Linked DNA regions of Homo sapiens: region 2 is linked to region 1. A link is a contact called in ENCODE Hi-C or POLR2A ChIA-PET data. All regions are on one chromosome and are shown on one strand. The core of a region is the stretch at or near the end of the contact, and the rest is flanking DNA. Distances in the headings are between cores, read along the strand shown.

The links. A loop is a pair of places that touch in the nucleus more often than their neighbours do. ChIA-PET counts read pairs that join two places held with the same protein, here RNA polymerase II (POLR2A). Pooled maps may share reads with other maps.
Region 2: a loop to region 1 is called in a map of endometrial microvascular endothelial cells, with 5 times the contacts of the local background. The contact joins two enhancer-like sites. A Hi-C loop is called at or near these places in 4 of 168 maps with a recorded cell type or tissue (colonic mucosa, endometrial microvascular endothelial cells, endothelial cell of hepatic sinusoid and 1 more), 1 of 37 single-sample maps with no recorded cell type and 3 of 50 pooled maps. POLR2A ChIA-PET finds 5 or more read pairs at or near these places in 4 of 52 experiments (AG04450, activated CD4-positive, alpha-beta T cell, activated T-cell and 1 more).

Annotation. Positions count from the first base shown.
Region 1 is chr4:121,709,079-121,715,255 of GRCh38, forward strand. No RefSeq gene overlaps it. Among named protein-coding and RNA genes, the nearest start is that of ANXA5, 15 kb to the left of the region's middle. RefSeq lists enhancers at 2,472-2,975, 2,639-2,918, 2,919-4,118. Within about 2 kb of position 2,718, at least 28 of the 41 ENCODE cell types and tissues checked have a DNase peak (open chromatin) inside an H3K27ac peak, as active enhancers do.
Region 2 is chr4:121,788,132-121,794,308 of GRCh38, forward strand. No RefSeq gene overlaps it. Among named protein-coding and RNA genes, the nearest start is that of EXOSC9, 10 kb to the right of the region's middle. RefSeq lists an enhancer at 782-831. Within about 2 kb of position 2,305, at least 2 of the 41 ENCODE cell types and tissues checked have a DNase peak (open chromatin) inside an H3K27ac peak, as active enhancers do.

The DNA.
Region 1 (6,177 bases), core at 1,468-3,967:
CTAACTCATCATTTTTCCTCCAAGACTAGCTTTTTCCCCGCAGTTCCTGTCCTGGTTAAAGATATCACTGTTGATCAGTCATCCGTACCAGAATCTTGGCAGTATTCTGGATCCTTCATCTTTCTTCACCTCTCCCTCTCCCATCACCACATCTAAAGAAGTAGATTCTAACAACACCTTTCTTAGCTTGTATTAGCCTCCTCCTACCCAATTGTAAGTTTCCTGCAAGTTTTCTGCTGGGCTCTTAATTTCTCCTCTCTCTCTAATTTACTTTCCAAATTGCTTTAAGATTTACTTTTTTCTAAATGCAAATATGAACATGTCATTCCATACTTCAAATTAACAGATTTTTAGCAGATCCAGATTGCTTGTGAAAAATAGTCGAGACTCTTTAGCAAGGTATACAATGACCTTCCTGAACTTTTCCATGTCCCTCTCTCCAAACTTACTTTACCTCTGCTTTCTTGCTGAGAAACTACATAAAAATCCCTGGTTTTGGCCGGTCACAGTGGCTCATGCCTGTAATCCCAGCACTTTGGGAGGCTGAGGTGAGTGGATTACGAGGTCAGGAGTTCGAGACCAGCCTGGCCAACATGGTGAAACCCCATCTCTATTAAAGATACAAAAAATTAGCTGGCCGTGGGGGCGCGTGCCTATAATCCCACCTACTTGACAGACTGGGTCAGGAGAATCACTTGAACCCAGGAGGCAGAGGTTGCAGTGAGCCGAGATCACGCCATTACACTCCAGCCTGGGCAACAGGGCAAGACTCTGTCTTAAAAAAAAAAAAAAATTCCTGGTGTTGCATTTGCTATCTCCCCTGCCTGCTCCAACACCCTCTCCCCAACTCCTACATTCTCTTAGTTCACCTGGTGAACTCCTACTCCTGCTTCAAAACCTACTGCAACCATCTTCTCTTAATTTTTTTCTTTCTCATAAGGCTCCTCCTTGACCAAGTGTCCCAATATCTTAACGGCAAGCTGAAAAACCAGGACCACAGCCACCTGCTAGTTTGCTCTTGAATTCCTGTCCTACAGAAATTGTGAGATTAAAAAAAAAAAAAAAAAAGTTTACTGTTTTAAACCACCAAATTTGAGATGATTTGTTACAGAACAATAGATGACTAATCCAAAGTTTGCTTACAGGGGTCAACATGACTGATATTCTAGACCCAAGTTTCAAGTTTAGGGTGCTCAGTGTTCCTAACTCAAGCTTCACTTGGGTTTTGAATAAAACCCATGACCTATTTTTATTTCTGTTTCATTTTGAAACACAGTAAAAATAATTACAGTAAGGAATGTTTTGAGTGAATTATCTAATCAATATTCGCAAAGTAATATGCAAAGGAAGAGTTCTGAAGAAAATATTTTTACTTATTATTTAAAGTCTCAGGATAGGGATTGAAAGAGCATTAAAACATAGTCTCCTTTGACCTTCAGATTTTTATCTTGAGTCTATAGGATGTAAACAGAGAATCTAACTCCAATTTTTTAGATAATCTGCTAGGAATGTATTTTTGATTTCAGGAAGAAAACTCTCCACTATGTAAAAATCTTCTAAACTTTTCTATACAGTTTACTCATTTTAAAAATTTGTTTGTAGAAACAACTGAAACGTTCATCGAAGAAGAATAAATACATTGTGGTTTATTTATATAATGGAATGATGTCCAGCAGCAAAAAAAGAACACAACAGCATGGAATAATCTCAAAAACGTGTTCAGCAAAAGAAGCAGGACAGAAGAAAAACCATTCTGTCTGATTCCATCTACACGAATTTCAAGAACAGGAAAACTAAGCTATGATAATAGAAATCAGAATTAGCTGTTTTGGGGGGATGGAAGGCTTTGGGGAGTTTTGAGGGTGAGGTTGACTAAAAGGGGGAGCAACAAAACTTCCTGAGATAATGGAAAGGTTCTATATCTTGATATGGATGATGGTTACATGAGTGTATGTATTTGTCAAATTTCATCAATTACAGTTTGTTATAATTTATGTTTATTAATTAAATTAAACATTAATTCATGCTTATTAATTAAATTAAACTTATTGATTAAATTATGTTTATTATTTATTGTTTATAAACAATAAATTTATGTACGTATAATATAAATAAATTTATGTATGTATAATATAAATAAATTTATGTATGTATAATATAAATAAATTTATGTATGTATAAGTAAAATATATTATTTCAATAAATATTTATTATAAATACTTATGTTTATTTTACCTCATGGAAATTTTACCTTAATCTAAAAAAGACAACATGAAAAAATAGTATGTAATACTAAAATCAAATCATGTTTCCCTATTGAAAGGCAAACACTCTTTGAGAAGACATAAACAGGGCATTCAGAACATCAAATAGAAAGAGCTTCCACCATCACACAAGTGAAACAAAATCAGTATTTCCAAATATTTTTCAGAAACTACCTTTGGGAAGAGTAAACCTCAGCTATTGGAGCCATGATAAATACCCACTGATTCTGAGCACAAGCCCTGTCCTCTCTCCAGCTGGATTTGGTAGGAAAATCACGATCCAGCTTGCCTCACTCCTGAGCCTTTGCTCTGAACGGAGCGCACTCACAGTGCGGGGTCTGGGCCTCCCGGCTGCGAGGCGGCCGGCAAGGCAGAGCCCAGGAGATGAGTAAGCGGCAGTGGGCGGGAGTCACAGCGGTCCGCGGGTGACTCAGCGTCCAGGAATCCCAGGGGGCCAGAAAGAAGATTTTGGCAAAGAAAGGAGGCCAGAGGAAAAAAAACCACATTGACAAGGCCTCACAGCTGCCGGAGGGACAGATGTAAGCTGCTGCTGGGACAGAAGGGGAGCGACTGGCAGCCTTAGACAAGACTGGGGAAGGCCAGGGGCCTCTGCATGACAATACAGGGCAGCAACTGGGAACGAAGGAATCGCTATCTGGCCCGATGTGGGGAGAACAGAAAAAGTGAAAACGGTGGGGCCACTGAGGCAGAAGGCATCATGTGGGGAGGAAATCATTTTGTAAAGAATTTGAGCATCTACCAATGAAATACAGACACCAGATTCCTCACCTGGTCTCTAGGATCGCTCTTGCCCTGCAGCTGAACAATCTTTATGATTCACCTTCTTCTCAGGATGAAGTCCATCATCAGGATCATGGTTTATGACTCCTTTATCATTTCTCCTACATCACAGAGAGAGTCCCTTCAGAGATACTGAGTTTGTTTGGAAATGTGCAGGGGATTTGCAAATCTGGGATATGCGAGCTGTGGGGCCCAAAAGTACATCCAAAGACAATGAGGGAAAGCTTATAAAACCAAAAGAGAAAAGTAGACGTAATTTGTTTTGAGGCAAAGAGAACACTGCTTACAGGGGCTTATGGCAGGAGTTGATTCCAGTTCATTAGTGGAGACAGTGTCCAGCAAGTGTTCTTGTGCATCTGGCTAGCTAGTTTGAGAAGTCCTTGGAAAATAAAACAGAATGAGATCATGTCCTTTTCAGGAACACGGATGGAAATGGAGGCCATTATCCTTAGCAAACTAATGCAGGAACAGAAAACCAAATACTGCATGTTCTCGCTTATAAGTTTGGGAGCTAAATGATGAGAACTCAGACACAAAGAAGGGAACAGACACTGGAGCCTACTTGAGGATAAAGGACGGGAAGAGGAAGAGGATCAGAAAAAATAACTATTGGGTATTAGGCTTACTACCTGGGTGACGAGATAATCTGTATAACAAACCGCCATGAATGAGTTTACCTATATAACAGATCTTCACATGCACTCCTGAACTTAAAAAAAAAAGTTAAAAAAAAGTCCTTTTTATAGGAATACGTGCATAAGACCCCCTTCAGAAAGTCTTTGTAATCGTTCTTATCATAAGCATGTGTGCCTGAGAACCTTCCCTTCTCAGCCTCTTGGCCATATTTGTTAGAGTTTGGCACAAGTGACTCCATTTTGATTCTGACGACTTTAACACATCAATTCCCCTTACCTTCTTAGAGAATTTCATCTCCACCACATCCTGGCCCACCCCCAGTCCCAGTATGTTTCTCTCAGGTTGTAGCTTATAGGTCTTTGCCTTGTTCAGAAGCCTTTCCTTACCAGCCCCCCTAATTTGGATTAGGTACTTTTCTATGGATTATCTAGCACCACATACCTTCTATGGTACCTTCCTCTAAGCTTTGCCATAGGATATTATGGTTGCCTATTAATTTTTTAACTATGAAATATTTAAAACTATAGAAATGTAAAGGTATTTTGCTACCAATTAAACCTTGTTACAATTAAATACCTTGTTAATGAAACCAATTTTAAAAATAGAGGAATAAAATATTAAAGACACAGAATGTTAGCATTGGTATTCCTGTACATATATTTGTTACTTATATATCTAATCATATACAAATATAGTATTGCTTGATTTCAAATTTAATACAATTAGACATGGCATGCACTATACATGCTCTTTAGCTATTTTTGTCACTCTACATTGTGTTTTGACACATTAATGAAGAAATTTAGACTACAAGAACAAATTGTAAAAGTAAAAGAAAAACTAATAAATTTGACTACACTAAAATGTAAAACTCTGAACATCAATATGTTACATAAATGAAGTTAAGAGTTGCAGAATGTAATTACTTCTTTTTAAAATATATTACTCTATTAAAGATATTCATTTCATAATTTTAAAAGTCAAAATTTTTTTTACCATGTTAGCAATAAAAAAAAAAGTCTCTTGTCTTACCCCCACTAACTTCCATTCTCCAGAAGCAAAAATTTTTTAATTCTTTTAACCATTTTTTCTGGACTTGACCTCTATATTTTTAAATAACATGATTATGTTGACTTTTTTAGAATATTATCTATCGACTCCATACCATTAAAGATAATGATTTAGCTTTCCTCTGTCTGTCTCTTTCTCTCTCTCCATCATTTCAATAGTTATAGTTTCTGGTTGGAGCAATATTCAGTGCTTACATCACCATGATTACATAAATATAATTCACAGAAGATCCATGTTAATGTCCTCTGATTTCACTCTCTTTCATCTATAACTTTTTTCCTTATTTCCACTACTCTCATTGGTTTCATGTGCTGGAGACCTACAACTTACTTACCTCTAAATACAACCTTAAAAGAAGAATTTCTTTAATGCCTTCAAATTCAACAGGCAATACACACACATACGTGCGCACACACATATGTGTGTATGCATTTTCCTCTAGAGACATCCCTTCTAAAGCATTCTCTGGCCTGGTGCAGTGTCTCACACCTGTTATCCCAGCACTTTGGGAAGCAGAGTGGGGAGAATTGCTTGAGCCCAGGAGTTTAAGACCAGCCTTGGCAACATAGCAAGACCCCGTCTCTACAAAAAAAATTAAAAAATGATCTGGGTGTGGTGGCATGCACTGACAGTCCCAGCTACTCAAGAGGCTGATGTGGGAAGATCACTTGAGCCTGGTAGGTTGAGGTTTCAGTGAGCCGTGATCATGGCACTTCTGCCTGGGCAACAAAACAAGACCCTATCTAAAGAAAAATAAAAAATAAAAAATAAATTTAAAAAAAGCACTCTCTTAACCTCTCTGGTCGAGTTGTTCTATTATCGGCCACCAGCTTTCCAGTTGGGACTTCCCATCATTGTTATTGTGGACATAGGATGACAAAGCTATTCCCATTTGCCAGGAACTGTGCCAATTTCATAACCCAGATCTGGCAGTCCCTAAGGTTAAGGCAAACTGCAACAATCGGTCAATGTATCTGGACAGTTCCCTGTTTCCTAGATCCTATGTTGTATTCTTCCTGGTTTATTGCCTCAGTTTGTGGAATCCATGCTCTAATATTTTCCTGAAAAATAATAAAAAGGACATAATTTTTTTAAAAAACATGCATGTCAGAAATATTTTTAATATGCCTTCATATGTGTTAGAAAATTTGGCAAGGAATAGGAATCAAGATTTGAAGTCATTTTCCATCTGAATTTCAAAGATATGGCTGCACTGGCTTCTAGCTTTCCCGTGTGGCAGGTGAGAAGTCTGGTATCTTTCCACTTCTGGGTCTTTTGAATATCTGGGTACTTGTAGGCTCTTTTCTTTATCTCCAAGGTTCTGAAATTTCTCATGGCATGCCTTTGTGTGTTTTTGTTTTTTATGCATTATGCAGGGCACAAAGTGAGCTCTCTCCATCTATAA
Region 2 (6,177 bases), core at 1,055-3,554, 79 kb after region 1:
TCCCCAGTGGATGGGACTGCAGACACAAGCTACCATACCTTGTGTTTTAGAAGCATCATACAAGATGTGGAAAATGAACTGTTCGAGGGCAACACTGGAGGCTAGGCAGTTAAGTCGGAGGCTGATACAATAATTTAGGAAAAAGATGATAGTGACCTGAGTTATGGTAGTGACAATGAAATTGGATAAAACATATGGGTTAAGTGTTTAGTAGGTGGACTCAGCTGGACTTGGTGATTTATGAGAAGGAGTGGGTGTGGTGACGGAGGAATCAAGAATGATACTCTGGTTTACTGGCTACTGGGGTATTGCCATTCACTCAAGGGAACACAAGGAAGAACAAGTTTAGAAGAAAGATAGAGTTCGGCTGTGGACACAGTGAATTTGAAATGTCCCTGGAACATCTGGAGACACTGAGAGCCCAGAGAAGAGGTCTGGGCTGGTACAATAGATTTAGATGTCATCAGCATATTGCTGGTAATTGAAACCATGGAAGTGGAAAACTAAAGAGAGTGTATAAAAGGAGACATTTTCTAGGACAGAATCCCATGAAACACTGGCACTTAAGAGATGAACTGAAAAAGAGGAATCCCCAAAAGGAACTGAAAAGGAATATCCAAAGAGGTAGAAAAAACAGAAGTATAACAAGTCACTGAAGTCAAGAGGAAAAGGTACTTTGAGAAGAACACTAAAGTCAAGAAAAAACAGTATTTCAAGAAGACAGATGATATTAAATGATACAGAAAATTAAGAGACTCAATATTTATTAGTTTTAACAAGGAGATGTAGGTCTATCTAGATTCCACAAACACACACAGAGACACTTACACATACATACACATACTCACACACTTTAAACCCTCAGATAAGAGGCTAATGTTCCCCTAAGAGACAACAAGGTCTGGTCTCGCTTGTTTTTTTCTCCTACCACCTCCATCTTTTGCAGTTTCTTTGTGACTCATCTGTAGCCCTCAGCATACCAAAAGCAAAAAGAGAAAAGAAACAAGGGGTAGGGTACAACTCGAAAGTTCTGTGACCAAAACTGAATCCATCTCAGTAGTACCCTGATTCTAGCTGGGGCTTTTTGTTTTGGGTTTGGGGGGGGGGGGTTGTTTGTTTGTTTGTTTGTTTTGGTTTTTCTTATTATTGTTGTTGGTTTTGATGCAATCATGGCTTCCTGCAGCCTCAAACTCCTGGGCTCAAGGGATCCCCCCCACCTCAGCCTCCAAAATAGGTAGGACCACAGGTGCATGCCACCACACCAGGCCTGTCTTCCTTCCTTCTTTTCTTCCTTCCTTCCTTCCTTCCTTCCCTCCTTTCAGTTTTTTTTTGGTAAAGACAAGGTCTTGCTATGTTGTCCAGGGTGGTCTCCAATTCCTGGGCTCAGGCCATCCTCCCCCGTCAGCCTCCCACAGTGCTGAGATTACATGTGTGAGCCACTGCATCTGGCAAATTCTAGCTGTTGAACTGAAACTTCCCAATAGAAGCAAGTTATCATTATTTTAAAAGTAAACTGCAGAGATAAAATGCTAACTTGACCACTGAAGTCATGAAGTTTAATTCTCATCTCCTAAGAATTCAATTGACTCCTAGAAATTTTAAGAAGGGAGATCATGGACTATACATTTCAACATTTCAGAACTTTTACTACCAACTTTTGACTCAGGCAATACCATCTAGATAAAACAATAACAACAACAAAAGTACACATAGCTCAATTTCTTTGCTATGTTTAAATGATCACAAATTATTTATTAAAGAAAAAATGCAGTAGGAAAAGCTTGCCACAAAGAAAATGACTGACTTATTCTCAAAGTCCAAGTATAACTCTGAGAAATTCAAATGTATGAAAGACATAATTTCAAGGGGTTAGATATATGAACATTTTTACATTTTCATTTTTTAAACTCCTTTAAAACATATGGTTTAGTTAAATAGGATTTATTTGCAGGGCAGAAGAATGTCACATTATATGACTCACATCCTACCTAAATTTTCCTGTTGGAGCTTTTCCTCTGACAGATGAGTAATCTCATTTTATGTTGGATCAGACCCACAATTTGATACGGAGTTATGGCCTGAAATAGGAGCCAGTTGCTAGCTGTAGAATTCAAATGCTCTCCAAGTACAATATAGTTATCTCATTGCTTTAATAAAAAATTAACATTATGTGGGAAATTTCTGATGGTCTTCATCACTAACGAAGTATACCCAATTTTGATCCTGAAGAGAACCAGAAGTTCCCCTAAATTCCAAAAAATGCAAAGAAGGCAAATACTGTACACTAAATAGAATGAAGAGAGATCCTGCATTCAGCAAAACAGCTGATGCCAATCAGATTAAAGACCTGCACAGAGTAACAGAATCAACATGAGACTAAGCTTCTTCATCTCCCTGCCCCATGTCTCCACCATGAACTCTTCAACCAATCAATGATCTCTTCACTTCCGCCCACTCTCAAACCTTTAAAAACCCAAGCCCAAACTCACTAAGGGGATGGATGTGAGGTTTCCTCCTATCTCCTAGTTGGGCCAGCCCAATGATTAAACCTCTTTCTTTGCAAACAAAAACAAAAAATAGTCAAGTGAGGCTGTTAAAGAAAGAAAGAAAGACAGAAAGAAAAAGAATGAAGAGCTTTATACTGATTGCAGACAAAATTCTAAAACAGGTGATCAGATAGTCTGTAATCATTTAGAAATGTAAGAGGTGACGATTAGGCATCAGCATGGGCTCAGCACAATCGAATTTTACTAGAGAATATAATGGTCCTATCAAAATAGGGTTATTTTTGGAAAATAGATTTGCCAAGCTGCTATCATACACACCAGAGAGCCTAAAAAGATGAAAACTTGAGTTATTTAGCCATAACAGAGTATACAAATATTCTATTGGCTATGTTATAATTTACTATGACTTTGCAAAGTCACTCATTCAACATATATTTATTGAGGGCTTGCCTCATGTCTCACACTGTGCTGAGTGCTTATCTATGAGGTAGAAATTGTTATCATCAAGAGGCAGCAGCATGTGACTTAAGCACACAGACTTGGAACCAGATAGCCTGCATTCAGATCCTGACCTTGTCACTTAAATGGCCATGTGACCTTGAGAAAGTAATTTAATCTCTGCCTCATTTTGCTCATCTGTAAAGTGGAGTGTAAGGGAATTGTGAAGATTAAATTAATAAATGCAAACATCTTAGTACAGTGTCTGGCATGTAATAATTGTTCTATGAGCATCAGCTGTAACAATTCCATTTTCAGGAGGTGCTATTGACAATGTTTGTGTTTCTCTCAAAATAATCCCCTAATAATCCCAATGTTTGTGTTTCTCTCAAAATAATCCCCTAATAATCCCCAATATGATGGTATTTGGAGGTGGTGCATTTAGGAAGTAATTAGGTCTTAGGGGTACCCTTCTAAAAAGAGACACAAGAGCGAGGCTGTCTCTTCACCGTCTGAGAATATAGCAAGAAAGTTGCCCTCCGCAAACCAGTGCCTTGATCTTGGACTTTCCAGCTACCACAACTATGAGAAATAAATTTTTGTTGCATAAGCCACCCACTTTGTGGTATTTTATTATATAGCAGCACGAGCTGCTTAAGACAAGAGGTAAGTAAGATCATGTGTCGAAGACATCACAGTTTCCCCAGCAAAGATCTAAGCCCAAGGCTGTCTGATGCCAAAGCCCATGCCCTGAACCACATCAGAAATGGCATTTAAAAAGTGTGACATTTTTGGCTTTCAAAAAAACATTTGACATCCACTTCTTTCTACTTTTACTTTAATAATGTATCCAGATATGCAAAAGACCTAATGTGTCTGGGAAGCTATTTCTGGGTCTATATGCCGAAACTTTCCTAGAGGCCAGGAAAGTTACTTAGAACATTGGGCTTGCAACTTTGAAGGCTATACCTCTCCTATTTTAAAAGGTACATCATGGCCAGGTGCAGTGGCTCTCACCTGTAATCCCAGCACTTTGGGAGGCCAAGGCAGGCAGATCACCTGAGGTCGGGAGTTAGAGACCAGCCTGACCAATATGGAGAAACCCCATCTCTAGTAAAAATACAAAATTAGCTGGGCATGGTGGTGCATGCCTGTAATCCCAGCTATTCGGGAGGCTGAGCAGGAGAATAGCTTGAACCTCCCAGAGTTCTGTAATTATAGGCATGAGCCACTGTGCCCGGGCCATTTACTTAATTATTGACTCCTCACATTTTCAGGTTTCCTCAAATGCCCCCTCATCAAAGAGGCCTCTCTCCTGATTACATTACTTCACAGTAACTTCTTGGCCACTCTCTCTCACCGGGCTTTACTTTTCTTTGTATCACCTCTCATTACCAGGCACTACTGATAGTTTGTTTATTACTTTTTTGTCTACCTGTCTCTATAATATAGGCTCCAAGTGACCTGTTCTATTTTGTTTACATTATCCCAGTGCTTAAAATAGAGCCTGGCACATAGTAGGTTCGCAAAGAATACTTATATAAATGACTGAATTCTTATAAATTTTTACTTCTTACAAACCTAATTTTTATTAGTAATACTAGAAACAAAAATTAAGGGAAACTCCCATTATCAAACTTTTTTTTTTTTGAGAAAGGGTCTCACTCCGTCACCCAGGCTGGAATGCAGCGGCATGGTCACGGCTCACTGCAGCTTCAACCTCCCAGGCTCAGGTGATCCTCCCACCTCAATCTCCCAAGTAACTGGGACTATAGGTGTGTGCCACCACACCCGGCCAATTTTTGTATTTTTTGTGGGGACAGGGTTTTGCCATGTTGCCCAAGCTGGTCTTGAACTCCTGGGCTCAAGCAATCCTCTTGCCTCAGCCTCATGAGTAGCTGGGATTATAAGTGCACACCACCATACTTGGTGTTAGCAACATCTTGATAACCTCAAATGTTGAAAAAAAAAAAAGGCAAATGGGGATTTTATTTATACTATCATCAAGGTGAGAGTAGTCTAGTGAATTACGAGATTCATAAGTAATGCTCACCTGAGAAGAGTTTGTGCTCAAAGTTGCATTAGTCATCTTTTGCTTCTTAGCAGCCTAAAGCAGCATACACTTATTATCTCATGGTTTCTGTGAGTCAGGAACCCAGGCATACATTAACAGGGTTTGCTTAAGGGTCCCTCTTAAAGCTACAATCAAGATGTCAGCGAGGGCTAAAGTCTCATCTAAAAGCTCAGCATAGGAAGCTCAACAAGCTCACTTCTGTGACTGTTGTCAGGCTTCAATTCCCTTTGAGATATAGATTTAGGTCCCAAATATTTACCTGGCAACTGGCTGCAGAACACCCTCAGTTCCTTGTCATGTGGGCCCCCTGACATGGAAACTTGCTTTATCAAATCCAGCAAGAGAGGGAGTCCGCTAGCATGATCGAAGTTATATTTTCTTATAATCCAATAACAGAAGTGTCATCCCCTTAATGTTGAGGTATTCTGTTGATTACAAGTAAGTCATTCAAGGGGAGGGGATCACATAAGGCCCTAAATATCAGGAGGTATGAATCACTGGGGGCCATCTTAGGGGCCTGTTACCACTGAAATACTATCTCAAAATAATATTATATTGCTTGCTAGAGAAATGTACGCTTCAGCCAGGCACAGTAGCTCACACCTGTAATCCCAGTAACTCAGGAGGCCGAGCTGAGATGATCACTTGAGGCCAGGAGTTAAACTAACCTGGGCAACATAGTGAGACCCATGTCTAAAAAAAAAAAGATAAAGAAAAGAAACGTGCCTACATGATACCACAGTCCAGCCTAGGCTGTCCATGGTCACCTCATGGGAGAGTCAGCATCGTCTGGTGTTCTCCCATTTCTGCTGAAGCTGCTGCCTCTGAAACAGCCTAAGCCTTCCTTGTTAGACAACTTTAGGAAGAAGCAAGCAGGGTAAGAGCGAAGAGATACAAAATAGAAACTTTTCCTCTTAAGTCATTTATTTGAATAAGGAGTTGATCAATGGTATGGGTACAGCATCCCTGGGAGTTGGGCTAATGGAGAGCGGCCAACATAGTACAAATAACGTATTCTGTAAGAGCCTATCCATCAAGAACCAGGGCCACTTTTGCATGTAGAACTCCTCCTATTGCTTGTGATAAAAGCTCAATATCAACCTCACTCTTGCCTGTATGCTAGCTTTGGAATTGTAGTCAGACTTCATATGTCTCTTT